Linked DNA regions of Homo sapiens: all the other regions are linked to region 3. A link is a loop called in an ENCODE intact Hi-C map of the cell type or tissue named here. Cell type or tissue: PC-9. All regions are shown on one strand. Region 1 overlaps MID2 (midline 2). Region 2 has its middle 25 kb from the start of MORC4. Region 3 has its middle 27 kb from the start of PRPS1.

Region 1 (5,000 bases), 240 kb before region 3:
GCTTAGTTACTGTCTCCCCCATATTCTCTTTGTAAGCAAAGTAACTGTTTATTTTTTATTTTTTTAGACGGAGTCTTGCTCTGTTGTCCAGGCTGGAGTGCAGTGGCATGATCTCGGCTCAATTCAACCTCCACCTCCCAAGTTCAAGTGATTCTCCAGCCTCAGCCCCCAAACCCCCCCAACCCCGCCGAGTAGCTGGGACTATAGGCATGCGCCACCATTCCCGGCTAATTTTTGTATTTTTAGTAGAGATGGGTTTCATCATGTTGGCCAGGCTGGTCTCGAACACCTGACCTCAAGCGATCCATCCACCTTCGGCCTCCTAAAGTGCTAGGATTACAGGTGTAAGCCACCAAGTAACTGTTTGGAACATGGAAGAAAAAGGTGGGAGATATAACCTATGTTTTTCATCTGGTATTTTATGTACATAGCTATAAAATTTTTTGTGAAATGAGGCAGAAACCTCCTTTCTATCTCGTCAGAACCATGTAATTAGATCTTAAAAAGACTGAAGAAATAATCGATTCCTACTCCATCACTTAAGAGACAGAAATATGGGGCCTAGAGAGGGGAGAGGCTTATCCAGCATCACATTGCTACTAAATGACAGGGCAAGGCTTGAGCCAGATCTTCTGAGTCCTATCCAGTGTTCTTTCCAATCTACTGCTTGTTTTGTAAAGCATGGCACTTGCTTATAAATCCCTCTGAAGAAATAAAACTCTCTAGCTCTCATCCTTGTGTATTTACCCTAGAAATATGAACATTTATGTCCACACAAAAACCTTACACGAATGGTCATAACAGCTTTGTTTCTATTAGCAAAAAACTGGAAACAACTGAAATGCTCTTCACCGTGGGCACATATAAACAAATTGTAGAATATTCACATAGTAGAATACTACTTAGTAATAAAAAATAAAAAACTATTGATGTACACAACAAATTCAGTGGCTCTCAGGGCCATTATGATGAGTGACATAGCAAATCACAGTATTTTACATACTATATGATTCCATTTACATAACATTCTAGAAATGAGAAAATTATAGTAATGATGAACATATCAGTGGTTGCTGGGGGACAGATGTGCCTATAAAGAAGTAGCACAAATGAGTTTTGGGGGGATGATAAAACAATAATGTCCTAATTACAGTGGTGATTACAAGAATCTATAAATGTGATAAGATTAATAGAACTATCCACCCCCCCCCCAAAAAAAGTTGAGTGCATGCAAAAGCTGGTAAAAATCAAATGAGGTCTATAGTTTGCTCAATAGAATTATTGTACCAATGACAGTTTCCTAGTTCTGATAGTTGTGTGGTTATGTAAGATGTTAACATTAGAGAAGGTTAGTTAAATGTATGTGGGAACTCTCTGTATTATTTTAGCAACTTTTATGTAAGATTAAACTTATTTTTAAAAAGAAAAAAGAAAGAAAACTCTCTAGAAGTCCCATAATGTTTTAGGCAGGCCTGGTCAACCAACATTTCTGTAGTTTTCTGAAGTTCTAATATATCTTCAGGCCTTTGCTCAACTGGCGTTCTCTCTCTCTCTCTCTCTTTCACACACACACACACACACACACACACACACACACACTCACCCCACTCTGTAACCTAGTTTATTTTTATCCGTAATACTTATAATCCCTAATAAAAATATGTTTGTTTATTGTGTGTCTCCTCCCATTAGAATGTAAGCTCCTTAAGTTTAAGCACTTTTTGTTCACTGTATCCCTAACACCTAGAATAGTGCTTGTCACACAGTAAATGCTCAGTAAATATTTGTTGAATGAATGAATGTGTGTAGGCATTGAAATAAAGGTATTATGAAAAAAGGTATTGTATACTATGTTACATTTCTTTATTACATGAGACAAATTTCTCTTTCATTTTATTTTTGCACACTCAAAATAGTTTTATCTGTTGTGTCATTTAAATATTGTTTTCTGAATTATGAAAGATTTGGAGAGACGTTGGAATAACAACACCTCTAGGAGACCTAGGAGATTCTAGGAGACCACATATTCTGAAATATTTCCTTTCCCTGTGTTAAAATAAATAAAAAGTTGCCTTTCCTAGGTGCTTTACTCACCTGGGCTTTACTCACCCTTATGATGCATAAAAGATTGTACTTACAACATCTGGCCACCAGATGGCAATGTTTATCCAAATATCCTTTCTCGGTACCTATTCGTGTACCAAGCCATGTGCTGGGTATAAAAAAAAAAAGGATAGGACACCATACTCGGCCTGAGAGCTTAGTCTGGTGGGGAGACAAATCGGTATATAGAAGTGCTATGATGAAAGTATGCACAGGTTACCCTGAAGACACAGAGGAGGAACACCTGAACCAGATGAGGGAGGCAGGGAATGAGGCTTAGAGCATGGGTGATGGCTTCTTAAAGGAGGTGAAGGCTGAGCTGAGCAGTACTCCTACAGATGGAAAATCGAAGGAGTGTAAGTTCTGTGAAGACAGGTGCGACGTCCACCATTATGTTGCCAGTGCCTGGCCCAATGCAGAAATGCGCTTAAATATTTTTGGAATGAATGAACAGCATATAAAGTACAGATGGCAAAAGGACATCATTAGATGTGCTAGTACTTTATATTATTTTCAACTTTCAGAATAACTCTTCAAAGTACATACTATCATCCTATTTTTTAGATGAATAAAATGAGGTTCAGTGTACGCAGCTTATAAAACAGAGCCAGACAGACTCAAGTCTATCACTTTTCTTTCCACTTACTGTCTCCCAGTGAGCATATTACTATTAATAAGTCAACTCATATTCTGCTTAAAAGGACTTGGAAAAGTGCTTCACAATATTGACATTCCTCCAAAAACAAGATAAAATATATCTACTTAATCGTTCCTTTTTAAAAGTTTTAAATTGACTTGTTTATTTTCATGTTAAAAATAGAATCAACTAAAAAGTTAACATAATGGTATATTCTCAAATCAGCTACCCGATTTCTTTAAGTAATAATGAGACATATACATGCCTTTTCAAGACAGGTTAAAGAATCAAATAGCAGACTGTTAACCTGAGATATTAACAAAATAAAAACATTCTAGTAATATTTCAGCTAATAAGCAAAATTCATAGTTTCATAGTCTAGCAGTAAAAAGAAGCACTGACAAAGACTGTGTTTTTTACACGAAGTGAGAAGATCTGTGTAATACTACATTATAGGATCAAAAGGACATTAACTGTTTTACTGTTTTATAATGTTTATGGGAGATATTTCAATAATAGCACTGTTTTTCAGAAAGCCGTAAGAACATGAAAGATTATAGACAGACATCACTCTTACCATGGAGGATACACCCAATTCTTGAAGCAGTCAACACTCATTTATGTGGATACATTACAGGTCATTTCATATTACCATTGAACAAATTTTACTGTTATTATGTGCTAGGCATTTTAGTAAGCACTTAGCAATACACGAGATAGATAAGGCCTCTGCCATCATCTCGTGAATCTTATAATGAGCAGGGAAGCAGATACTGAGCAGTTACCTGTTTGAGGAGTGCTACAAAAGAGGTTTATCACGTAAAAAGGATAATCTTTGGGTGCTTATAAGATGGGGATTTAACCAACAGTTGTCAAGTGGGGAGCTTAGATGGTCAAGGAAGGCTTCCTAAGGATGTGATATTTTTAAGGAATGAATGAGAGTTAGCTAGAGGAAGGGGAGATTCACAGCAGAGAAGACGAAGACAGCAAAAAGGTCTGGGAGACCATGCTAGAGAGGTAGGTAGGGGCCAGATCATAATGGGTTTTAAAGGCAGTGGGGGAACCATTAAAGGGTTTGTGGTAGGGAGTGACATGACAGGTTTTGCATTTTACAAGTTCATTTCCACAGCAATGTGGAAAATGGATAGGAGGGGAACAGGATGGGCCAGAGAGACCAGTTAGAAACTGCAGTTTCCAAAATGATTGTGGCATGGCCATGGCTGCTACCTTCAGGAAGCTTCTAGTCCAACCAAGGAAACAGCCTGTAACCAAGAAATTCCTTCATGGAAGAGCAAGCAGTCTAATAGAGGTTTGCACAGGCTGTTCCACCCAAGTTCATGTGACTAGTGGGTGACAGAGCCAGCAGCAGAACCCAGGTTTCCTGATTTCTAGTCTAGGGCTTTTTCCAAGGCCATCCTTTTCACTGCCTTCACAACCAAGGAATTATGGAAAGGGAGGAGAACAAAGCAAGCCAGTGAATGTTTCCGCCTTCTTAAGTCTCAGATCAGATTGTGGGGAGCATTTAGCCACTCTCTGTACTCAAGTCTGACATAAGCACTCCTCCCAAGACATTTGTTTCTGAGGGATGGATTCACCATCGTGATACTCCCTGTATATATACAGAGCAAGGAATTTCTACTGGGAGGGCCAGGGAAATTTGAACTCTCATAGCTAAGGTCGAAAAGGGCATTGTTATGAGAAAGAGGTCATTCTTTCTGAGACAGGGAACTCTGGATGACAAAAGGGAAAAAATCTGATTCCAGGCAGACAGAAAACAGTCTGATTCCAGCCCAACAGAAGAAGCAAGGGCCCAAGTAGAAGAGTGAAAATAGCTGAAGAAGAGCCTATGTTGCTTCTAAGCTGAGGGAGTAGAGAAATAGGAAGTACCAGGAAAGAGCCTGAAAGACAAGGACCAGAGGAATTCTGTTTGTAAGCATCAGAGGGAAGGGAAGCCTCAGAATAATAACCAACGCTGAACTCTGTGACTGGGCAACAAAGAGGTCTTGAGAACATATTTCCAGAGGTCTCAACTACCTTGTGAGTCAAGAAATAAACAAAGGGGTTTCTACGGGGAAAACCCCAAGGGGGTCAGAGGCCCTGATTAGGATGGGCTGGGCGCAGTGGTTCACACCTGTAATCCCAGCACTTTGGGAGGCTAAGGCGGGCAGATCACTTGAGGTCTGTTTTAGGCTCAGCCTGACCAACATGGTGAAACCCTATCTTTATTAAAAATACAAAAAATAGCCAGGCATGGTGGCGC
Region 2 (5,000 bases), 630 kb after region 3:
AGAGGTTCATTTATAAGGTTTAAGAAACAAGGCTTTCTCTATAACATAAAAGTGTAAGGTGAGGTAGCAAGTGCTGATGTAGAAACTGCAGCAAGTTTTCCAGAAGAGCTTGCTAAAATCATTGATGAAAGTGACTAAACAACATATTTTCAATGTAGCAGGAAAAAAGCCTTCTATTGGAAGAAAATGCCATCTAGCATTTTCATAGCTAGAGAGAATTCAATGCCTGGCTTCAAAGCTTCAAAAGACAGACTGACTCTTTTCTTAGGGGCCAGTGCAGCTGGTGACTTTAAGTTGATACCAATGCTCATTTACCATTCTAAAAATCCTAGGGCCCCAAGAATTATGTTAAATCTCTGCTTGTGCTCTATAAATGGAACAACAAAGCCTAGATGACAGCACATCTGTTTATAGCATGGTTTACTGAATATTTTAAACCTACTATTGAGACCTATTGCTCAGAAAAAAGATTCCTTTAAAAATATGACTGCTCATTGACAGTGCACCTGGTCACCTAAGAGCTCTGATGGAGATGTACAAGGAAATCAATGTTGTTTTCATGCCTGCTAACACAGCATCCATTCTGCAGGAGTAATTTTGACTTTCAATTTCTGTTTTTTTAAGAAATACATTTCATAAGGATATAGCTGCCATAGACAGTGATTCCTCTGATAGATCTGGGCAAAGTTGAAAATTGAAAACCTTCTGGAAGTTGAAAACCTGGAAAGGATTCACCATTCTAGATGCCATTAAGAACATTTGTGATTTATGGAACAAGGTCAAAATATCAATATTAACAGGAGTTTGGAAGAAGTCGATTCCAGCCCTCATGGACAACTTTGAGAAGTTCATGACTTCATTGGAGGAAATAACTGCTGATATGGTGGAAATAGCAAGAGAACTAGAATTAGAAGTGGAACCTGAAGATGTGACTGAATAGCTTCAATCTTATGGTAAAATTTGAATAAACAAAGGGTTGTTTCTTATGGATGAGCAAAGAAAATAGTTCCTTGAAATGGAATTTACTTCTGATGAAGATGCTGTGAACATTGTTGAAAAGAAAACAATGGATTTAGAATATTACATAAACTTATTTGATAAAGCAGTGGCAGGGTTTGAAAGGACTGACTCCAATTTTGAAAGTTTTACTGTAGGTAAAATGATATCAAATGGCATTGTGTGCTACAGAGACATCTCTCCTGATAGGAAGAGTCGATCAATGTGGCAAACTCATTTCTTATCTTATGTTAAGAAATTGCCACAGCCATCCCAGCCTTCAGCAACTACCACTTTGATCAGTCAGCAGCCATCAACATTGAGGTAAGACCCTCCACCAGCAAAAAGATAATGACTAGCTGAAGGCTCAGATGATTGTTAGCATTTTTTAGCAATAAAGTTTTTTTTTTTTTTTGAGATGGAGTTTCACTCTTGCTGCCCAGGCTGGAGTGCGATGGCACAGTCTTGGCTCACTGCAACCTCTACCTCACGGGTTCAAGCAATTCTCCTGCTTCAGGCTCCCAAGTAGCTGGGATTACAGGCGCCCACCACCATGCCCTAATTTTTGTATTTTTAGTGGAGATGGGGTTTCACCATGTTGGCTAGGCTGGTCTTGAACTCCTGACCTCAGGTGATCTGCCCGCCTCGTCCTGTCAAAGTGCTGGGATTACAGGTGTGAGCCAGCACACCCGGCCCAATAAAGTGTTTTTAATTCAGATATGTACATTGGTTTTTTTTAGACATAATGGTATTGCACACTGAATACACTACAGTATAGTGTAAGCATAACTTTTATATGCACTAGGAAACCAAAAAATTTTTGTCACTTACTTTATTGCAACATTCACTTTACTGTGGTGCTCTGGCACTGAACCCACAATATCTGCAAGGTATGTCTGTATTTGCGACTGCAACCCCACCCAACACACACACCATTTTAAGGAAGGATCAATTAAATCAAAAGACTACGAATATTTTACTATGGCTAAAGTATAATGGGAACTCTTGTGTTGGCTGCAGCTAGTGTAATGAGCTCCCTGTCTACCCTCCACTCTCCACATACTAATATCCATTTGTTACCATTGATAAACTATGAGAAGTGTTTGTTTGTTTGTTTGTTTATTCTGGGGAGAGGAACCAAAAGAGATGAAGAAAGAGAACAGAGGTGATAATATAGGATGTGTTCCCAGCCCTGTGTACTGAGTGACCCCTTGTGGTTAGAGAAGGATGAACAAACCAGAAATGGCAGGGAACATTCAAGAAAGGCTCTGAAATTCTGGGCGTAAGTGGGTTAGCTTTAGATCTAAGTCAACACAGTGTAATACAGAATAGGAAAAGCCCTTTTTGCCTATTCTTGGGACTCAGTACTGATTTGATACCCTAAAGAGCGAGCATTTTTGAAGCATGCAGAGACAGTTTACTTGACACTATAGGTGGTATCAGTGGTCATGCTTTTCTGAGTAGCTCGTCAGGCAGCAGTTGTAGACAAATGGGATTCAGAAAAGGAGAAAAGAACAGGGTGACTGCTCAGTGATAACTACAGTGGATAAATTAGTTTATATCACATGAGAGACATCTCTTTGCTGCAGTCTCCCAGTGGACATTTGTATTACATACATATACACAGGCACACATATTCATGGAAAACTGTATTGACGGCATGAGTATGTATATAGAAAGACAAAATAATCTACAGATAAAAACTATAATAAGTGAATTTGGCCATTTTACTAAATAGAAAGTCATTATGTAAAAGATCAATTTTATTTCAATAGACTAGCAACAAGTAATTGTAAATGAAAAAATTTTAAAAATACTATTTAGAATAACATAAAATACCTAGGAATTAGATTAACAAGACCTCTACACAAGAACCTACAAAATATTAGTGAGAGAAATTGAAGCAGATGTAAATAAATGGAGGAATTTACTAAGTTCTTGAAGAACTCAATATTGCAAAGATGTGAGTTCTGCCCAAATTGATTTATAAACATAATATAGTCCAATTAAAATCTCAGCACATTCTTTCTTCAGGGAGTGGAAATTGACACGCTCACTCTAAAATTTAGAAAGTGATGCAAAGAGCCAAGAATAGCCAAGACAATCCTAAAGTAGAAGAACAAAGGGAAGATTAACACAGATAGCAATACTTATAAAACTACATTAATAAAGACTGTGGCCTTTTCAAAAGGACAGACAAATAGACTAATAGAACAGAACACAGTCCAGAAATAGGTCCACACACATATGACATTTGATTTGTGACAAAGATAACACTGCAGAGCAGTGGGAAAAGGAATTCTTTTAAATTAATTGTTCTAGGTCTATAGAAGGAATGAAGGAAGAAATGAATCTCAGCCACAACCTCACACCTATACAAAAATGATTTCAAGGTGGATTGTAGATCTAAATGTGAGAGGCAAAACAGTAAAGCTTCTAGAGCATAACATAATAAAGCATATTTATGATTTTTGGAATAACAAATATTTTTAAATGGGAGGCAAAAATAACACTAACCATTAAAGGGAAATATTAAATTGGAATATATTAAAATTAAGAACTTCTGATCATCAAATTGTACCATTAAGAGAGTGAAAAGGCTGGCCAGGCGCAGTGGCTCACGTCTGTAATCCCAGCAGCACTTTGGGAGGCCAAGGCAGGCGGATCACTTGAGGCCAGAAGTTTGAGACCAGCCTGGCCAACATGGCGAAACCTTGTCTCTACTAAAAATACAAAATTAGCTGGACCTGGTGACGCATGCCTGTAATCCCAGCAACTCGGGAGGCTGAGGCAGGAGTATCACTTGAACCCAGGAGGTGAAGGTTGCAGTGGCCCAAGATTGTACCACTGCACTCCAGCCTGGGCGACAGGGCAAGACTTTGTCTCAACAAAAACAAAACAAAACAACAACAACAACAAAAAGAGTGAAAAAGCAAGCCACAGAGTAGGAAATGTTTGAAAAATATATTGCTGACAAAGTACTCATATACTATACAAAATAAAGAACTACAAATCAGTAAGAAAAAGACAGAAGCCAGGCGTGGTGGCTCACGCTTGTAATCCTAGCATTTTGGGAGGCCAAGGCAGGCAGATCACCTGATGTCAGGAGTTCGAGGCCAGCCTGACCAATTTGGTGAAACCCTGTCTCTACCAAAAATACAAAAATTAGCCAGGCATCGTGGCAGGCGCCTATAGTCCCAGCTACTCAGGAGGCTGAGACAGGAGAATTGCTTGAACCCGAGCAGCGGAGGTTGCCATGAGCTGAGATCTCGCCATTGCACTCCAGCCTGGATGACAGAGCGTGACAGAGCGAGACTTCGTCTCAAAAAAAAAAAAAAAAAGGGCAAAAGACTTGAAGAGGCACTTAATAAAAAAAGATATACAAATGGCCAAAAAACATATTAAAAACTGGGCCATGTCATTAATCATCAGTATGTTCAAATTAAAGCCACAATGATAAACCACTACACATCCATGTGGACATTAAACTAACACTAGCAAATTATGAGGATATGGAGCAAAAGGAACTCTCATATATTCTTGGTAAAAATTTAAATTGATACAATCACTTTGGAAAAACTTTTGGCAGTCTCTACTAAAACTGAACATATGAATATTCTAAATGTATATAAAAGGCTTATCACTACAGTAACATTTCAATAAAATGATGTGTAAGATATATGAGAATAATCTTTTTTGGATAAAGTACTTTGAAAAGCCAGTAGGGTGAGGGAAAAATTATCATGAGGCATGGCGTCTAAGATTGTTGCTTCCTTGCTGATCACTAGGCTTTCTTTTGCTAAATGGGGTGCCAAGATAAAGGTAAAAGTTGAGTATCTCTGGATAATTGGGATAATCTTGAGAAACAGTTTGCATGAAGAAGAAGAAGGATTGCTAATGGATGAGAAGAATATTAAAAAACAAGGGTGTTTGACAACTATCAAATTTCATAAAGATGCATAATACAAACTCTTTCCCTGGATTACATTCATTTAGGGGATGCC
Region 3 (5,000 bases):
GTAAAGTAGTGGCTGGAAGAGGACAAGAGGGGACTTCTGGTTTTTTATCTGGATGACAGGTATGTTCAGTGTCTGAAAATTCATTGAGCTATAATTTTTTTTTCTTTTGAGATAGGGTCTTGCTCTGTCACCAAGGCTGTAGTGCAGTATCATGATCTCAGCTCACTGCAGCCTCAACCTCCTGGGCTCAAGCAATCCTCCCAGCTCAGCCTCCTAAGTAGCTGGGACCATAGGCACATGTCACCACACCTGGCTAATTTTTTAAGATTTTTTGTAGAGATGGGGTTTCACTATGTTGTCCAAGCTGGTCTTGAACTCCTGGGCTCAAGCGATCCTCCCGCCTCAGCCTCCCAAAATGCTGGGATTATAGGCATGAGCCACCGCACCCAGCTTAGCTATAAATGTAAGCATTGTGCACTTTCTGCTTTTTTAAAGGCATGTAACATTCTAGGAAGATAAAGTAGTTCCTTGTGGTGAGTTCCTTGGGTTTTCACTTTTTTTTCTTTTTTGGGTGTGCTTTTTGCCTCCTATATCCCTGACTTGGAGCTGAAGAAGCTGACAACATGGAAATGCCAATGGGTTTAGACCAAAACAAAGTCTTCTCTCTCAGCAAAGGACCAGAAAAAGGGCAGCCTAGAAAGAACGTTTTAAATGCTGATCACTCCATTGTAGCTACACGCCACAAGGAAAATTGTGTCCCGCCCCGCACCAGCAAAGCCTGAGTGGAGAGCAGGGACTTCATGTAACGAGACACCCACCTGCAGCCCCTGCTGGGGTAGGTGTCAGAGAAGTCCAAGTAGGAAGCTGGGACTTTCTTCCCCGCTGAATGGTAACAATATCCTGCCTCCAGTGGTGTCTGTGGAGACCACGTGGAGAGGCTGGACTTCCACCCCTACTAGGCTGTAATAAGGCAAGCCTCCCCTTCCTTGCTGGGGTGGTGTCAGAAGATATAGAGGAATGTTGATTTGACCACCACCTAGCAGTAAGAAGATCACCAGATTATGGGTGAGGCTTCTTACACATATCTCCCAAATTTTCTGTGATGCTGTTGTAAAATATCTATAATTGTTAAAAGACCCATTTTTTTTTCCTTTAGACTCTAAAGTTTAGAGTCTTTTTTTAAAGAAGGAGACATGGTCTCATTGTGTTGCCCAGGCTAGATTTGAACTCCTGGGCTCAAGCAATCCTTCCATCTTAGCCTCCCAAGTAGCTGGGATTACAGGCACTAGAGCCTTCTTTGTTGGCTTCTATTTTTCTCCTTTAGATATCTCATAACCCAAATTTATATCTTCTGCATTTAATACACTTAATTTCTTCACTGTTCCCTAGCTTTCCTTCCATTCCATAACCTCTCCCACTGTGTCCTTGTCCTCTTAAGACAAACACCCAGGATATTTAAGGCTGGCCTAGTTTACAGCCCCGTTGCTTCAGCTTCTTGACTATCTGAAGATGGCATTTGGGCAAAAATGTATTGATGATCAAAACCTCTACTAGCTACAATGGCTGCCTGTTCAGTCCTCCTGGTGAGGTCCCTCAGGCACCTTAAACTTAGCAGTTCCTAAACTTCAGCCTCATCTCCTGTGCTGCTCAGTACCAGCATCCATCAGTCACTCAGGCCAGAAAAATGTAAGTTGTCCTTGACTCCTCCCTCTCTTCCAATCCCTACATTGAAATATCACCAACTTCTGTTGAATTTTCCTCCAAAATATATTGTAAATTGTTCTTCTGTCCCACCAGCACTTTTCTCACCTCAGCCACCTTCCTCTCCCACTTGGGCAACGCACAGCTTCCTAACCAAACTCCTTCCTCTACATTTGCCCCTTCCCAACCCATTCTTCACATTACTGCCAGTCTATTTTAAAATCAAAATCTCATCCTGTTGATGCCCTGTTTAAAATGCTCAATGGCTCCTCTTCACTCCTAGGATAAAATTCAAACTCCCTAGTGTGTCTTACAATTAGGGTTCCTGTATAATTTACTACCAAAATCAGGACCCTTTTGAGAGTGAAGGGGGTTGCTGGTAATAAGTATGCAGGGACAATAGACATATGTACACTCTCCTTATACAGTCCCTTATGATCTAGTCTCACCAGCCCACCCCTCATCACAGCTCTTCATCCTACCCGAAAATACACACACACACACCCCCCCCCCACACACACACACACCCACACACACACACACGCCACTTCCTTTGGGGTGTCCAGGTAAACGTGCTATTCTGCCTGCCTGAAACACCCTTCTCTTCACTCGCTCTTTGGCCAACTTCCAGTCAACTACTTCAAAAGTCAAAGTATTTTTCTCCAGGAAGTCTTTCCTGACTCCCAAGGCTGGCTTGGGTGCCCCCCCGCAACCCCCACACTCCCATAGCATTTTGTTCTTCCCTCATCATAGTACTTATCACACCACATTGTAATTACCCATTTCCCTATCTGTTTCTTCCTCTACATCAAGTGCATCTCAGCGTCAAGGACCACGTTAGGCCGCTTCTGCATTCCTAGCGTCTAGCACAGTGCTTGGTGTGTGAAAATGCACTGAGCTATGCCCTTAGGGCGTGCACACATTCCTGTCTGCTGAATGAGTGTGGACTGGGCACGGTGTTGTCCCGTGGTTGCGGAGGACATACAGGGGAAGAGGGGGCCAGGAGGACCGACAGGTGCCACTCCTTCCACTGCTGCCACTCCTTCCACTGCTGGAGCCCCCAGTCCTGTTGCCCTGGGTGCCCCTTCCCTCCATCCTCTCTGCTAGGCGCCCCCTAGTGGCAGATGGACAGCAGTGACAGGCCCTGTGAACCAGGTGGCGGCGGCAGGAAAGGAAGCGAGTGTGTGCGCGTGGAGGGGGAGGGGGTGTCCTCAGCCAGGAGGCAGCTGTGCAGCCAGTCCTAGGGAAAGCTGGGATGAGGCTTTAGCCAGGGAAGCCCGCCCGTCACCGTGCTCCTTCTCTGCCTCACTGCAGCCCCTCCCACACCACAAAGTCCCCGCCCATTGTTATCATTAGAGGCTCTACCCCAAGAACTTTGAGGGCGATGACTAAAATTGGGCTGTGTGGCTCCAGGCTGCTTACAAGCGGGAAAATCTCTGCTCAGCATATTACCCAGGAGGAATGGATTGGTCAGACCTGGCTGGCCTGTTTTGTTTTATATTCAAACCCTGAATCAGAGCCACACCATGAGTGAGCTCATGGCAACTCTATGGGTGAAGCAACAAGAACCCAGCCGCAGCAGTTAGTGGACACGCCAGAGGGGGGAGGGGTGGGGACTTGGCTAAGAAGATAAAATCTTGAGCCAGTCAGAAAACAACAACAAAAAACACAATGGGGCTGAGGGAATAAGGCCTATTGTCACCCTGTACAGTTTCAGCTATTTTTGCTTCAAAATGAGCTTCCCCTTATTTTTTATAGTTGGCAGCTGAGCTATTGGAGGAATGAATATATTGGGGAAGAAAAGCTCAGGAAAGGGGAAGGATGGGGAGAGAAGTCTGACTGTCAGTGGAGAGTCTCTGGTTTTCCTTAGGGCACGGGGTGGGGGGACAGTAGACCAAGGAGTGGGCATACAGTAGCCCATGAGCAGTGAGGACTAGGGAAGGAGGAGCCACACCCACATGGGCAGGTTTCTGAGTCTCAGGCTCATTCCTGCCTCAGCCTCCCAAAGTGCTGGGATTACAGGTGTGAGCCACCGCACCCACACACTATTTTATTTATTTATTTCCTGGCTCCTAGAACTGAACACTTATTTTAAAAAATAACTTTATAGGACGGGCACGGTGGCTCACGCCTGTAATCCCAGCACTTTGGGAGGCTGAGGCAGGTGGATCACTTGAGGTCAGGAGTTCAAGACGAGCCTGACCAACATGGTGAATCCCCATCTCTACTAAAAATACAAAAATTAGCCAGGTGTGGCGGCGGGCACCTGTAATCCCAGCTTCTTAGAAGGCTGAGGCACGAGAATCACTTGAACCTGGGAGGCGGAGGTTGCAGCGAGCCGAGGTTGCACCACTGCACTCCAGCCTGGGCTAAAGTGAGACTCTGTCTTAAACCCAAACTTTAAAACTTTATAGCAACAAATAGCAGTTGAAGAGTTGTAAAGAGTCAAGTAAATGTTATAAACACAAAAAGAAATGCTCGAGCCAAGATTTTACAGAGTATCAAGCTTTATCTGCCATAATTTGGAGCACAATTTGCTTTATTCTTAAACAAGGAGTCTCAGAGTGGTAAAAAAAAAAAAAAAAAAAAAAAAATCTGCAAGAGAAAAACAAGTCTCCAAACACAGTGGAGGCAAAGCAGAGGGGGAATCTCTGGCTGTAGCACTCTTGCTTTTTAAACCACCACTGCCAAGACAGAAGCCACTTGTTTCAAACAGCAGCATCCATTCTATGTCATACCCCCTCACCTCCCTGCATTCTCAGGACCAGAGAAGAAGCTCAGCAACTCTGTAAGTTGGTGCCTCTATAAAAGATTTTTTTCATCTAAGTTGGGGCTGCTAGTCCTGGTCTTCTTTCCAGATTTGGATACCAAGTGTTTTCTGCTGAAAGTGTTAACTTGTATACTAATCGCATGTAGCCCTTAACAACCTGAAGGCATTAAAATCATAAAAAGCCTGAAATCCCAGAAAAGCATCATTTTCCTATTGCCATGCCCTCCTGCCATCTCATCCTTACTAGTTCTCAGTTGTGGGGGAGAACAAAGAGGCCTCTTAAAGGGAATCTGGTTATTGGAGGCACCTACCTTACAAAAAACTTGAAGTGAGGCTGAGGGGAGGAAGCTTTGCATTACTGCCCTGGGGACCACCACTCATAGAGATGTTGAGTAAACACATTCTGTGTGTGAAAAGCAGCCATTACATTAGGTCAGGAAACAGAGCCAGCCTCCTACCCCTGCTTTAGTCTGTACCTCCATTCTTCAGACAGGTGTTCAAGGGCAATCATGTAGCTATCACAACTAGAGTTTCTTGTCAACTGTGCTCGCTGCAACTCCACTTAGCTTTGGTGCTGCCTCCTCCTCAT

What was found. Peaks named below come from ENCODE experiments on the same cell type or tissue, not always from the same donor. Only the 100,000 strongest peaks of a DNase experiment are listed, where the experiment ranks them.
Region 1: a loop joins it to region 3, with 8 times the contacts of the local background. A loop is called at or near these places in 73 of 110 quality-filtered maps.
Region 2: a loop joins it to region 3, with 5 times the contacts of the local background. A loop is called at or near these places in 6 of 110 quality-filtered maps.

Annotation. Positions count from the first base shown.
Region 1 is chrX:107,891,428-107,896,427 of GRCh38, reverse strand. The region is part of intron 3 of MID2 (midline 2); the gene reads right to left. It overlaps LOC101928335 (a long non-coding RNA gene), which reads left to right. Exons shown (of 4, transcript NR_110395.1): 4 at 68-1,831. Among named protein-coding and RNA genes, the nearest start is that of MID2, 68 kb to the right of the region's middle. RefSeq lists an enhancer at 2,211-2,260. In PC-9, CTCF peaks have their summits at 1,979 and 2,179 (motif pointing right); a DNase peak (open chromatin) is centred at 2,167.
Region 2 is chrX:107,022,942-107,027,941 of GRCh38, reverse strand. No RefSeq gene overlaps it. Among named protein-coding and RNA genes, the nearest start is that of MORC4, 25 kb to the right of the region's middle. In PC-9, a CTCF peak has its summit at 2,173 (motif pointing left); no DNase peak of the experiment used is centred here.
Region 3 is chrX:107,653,076-107,658,075 of GRCh38, reverse strand. No RefSeq gene overlaps it. Among named protein-coding and RNA genes, the nearest start is that of PRPS1, 27 kb to the right of the region's middle. RefSeq lists an enhancer at 2,663-2,957. In PC-9, CTCF peaks have their summits at 2,549 and 2,752 (motif pointing left); DNase peaks (open chromatin) are centred at 2,555 and 3,085; H3K4me3 peaks cover 1,409 bases; H3K27ac peaks cover 3,210 bases.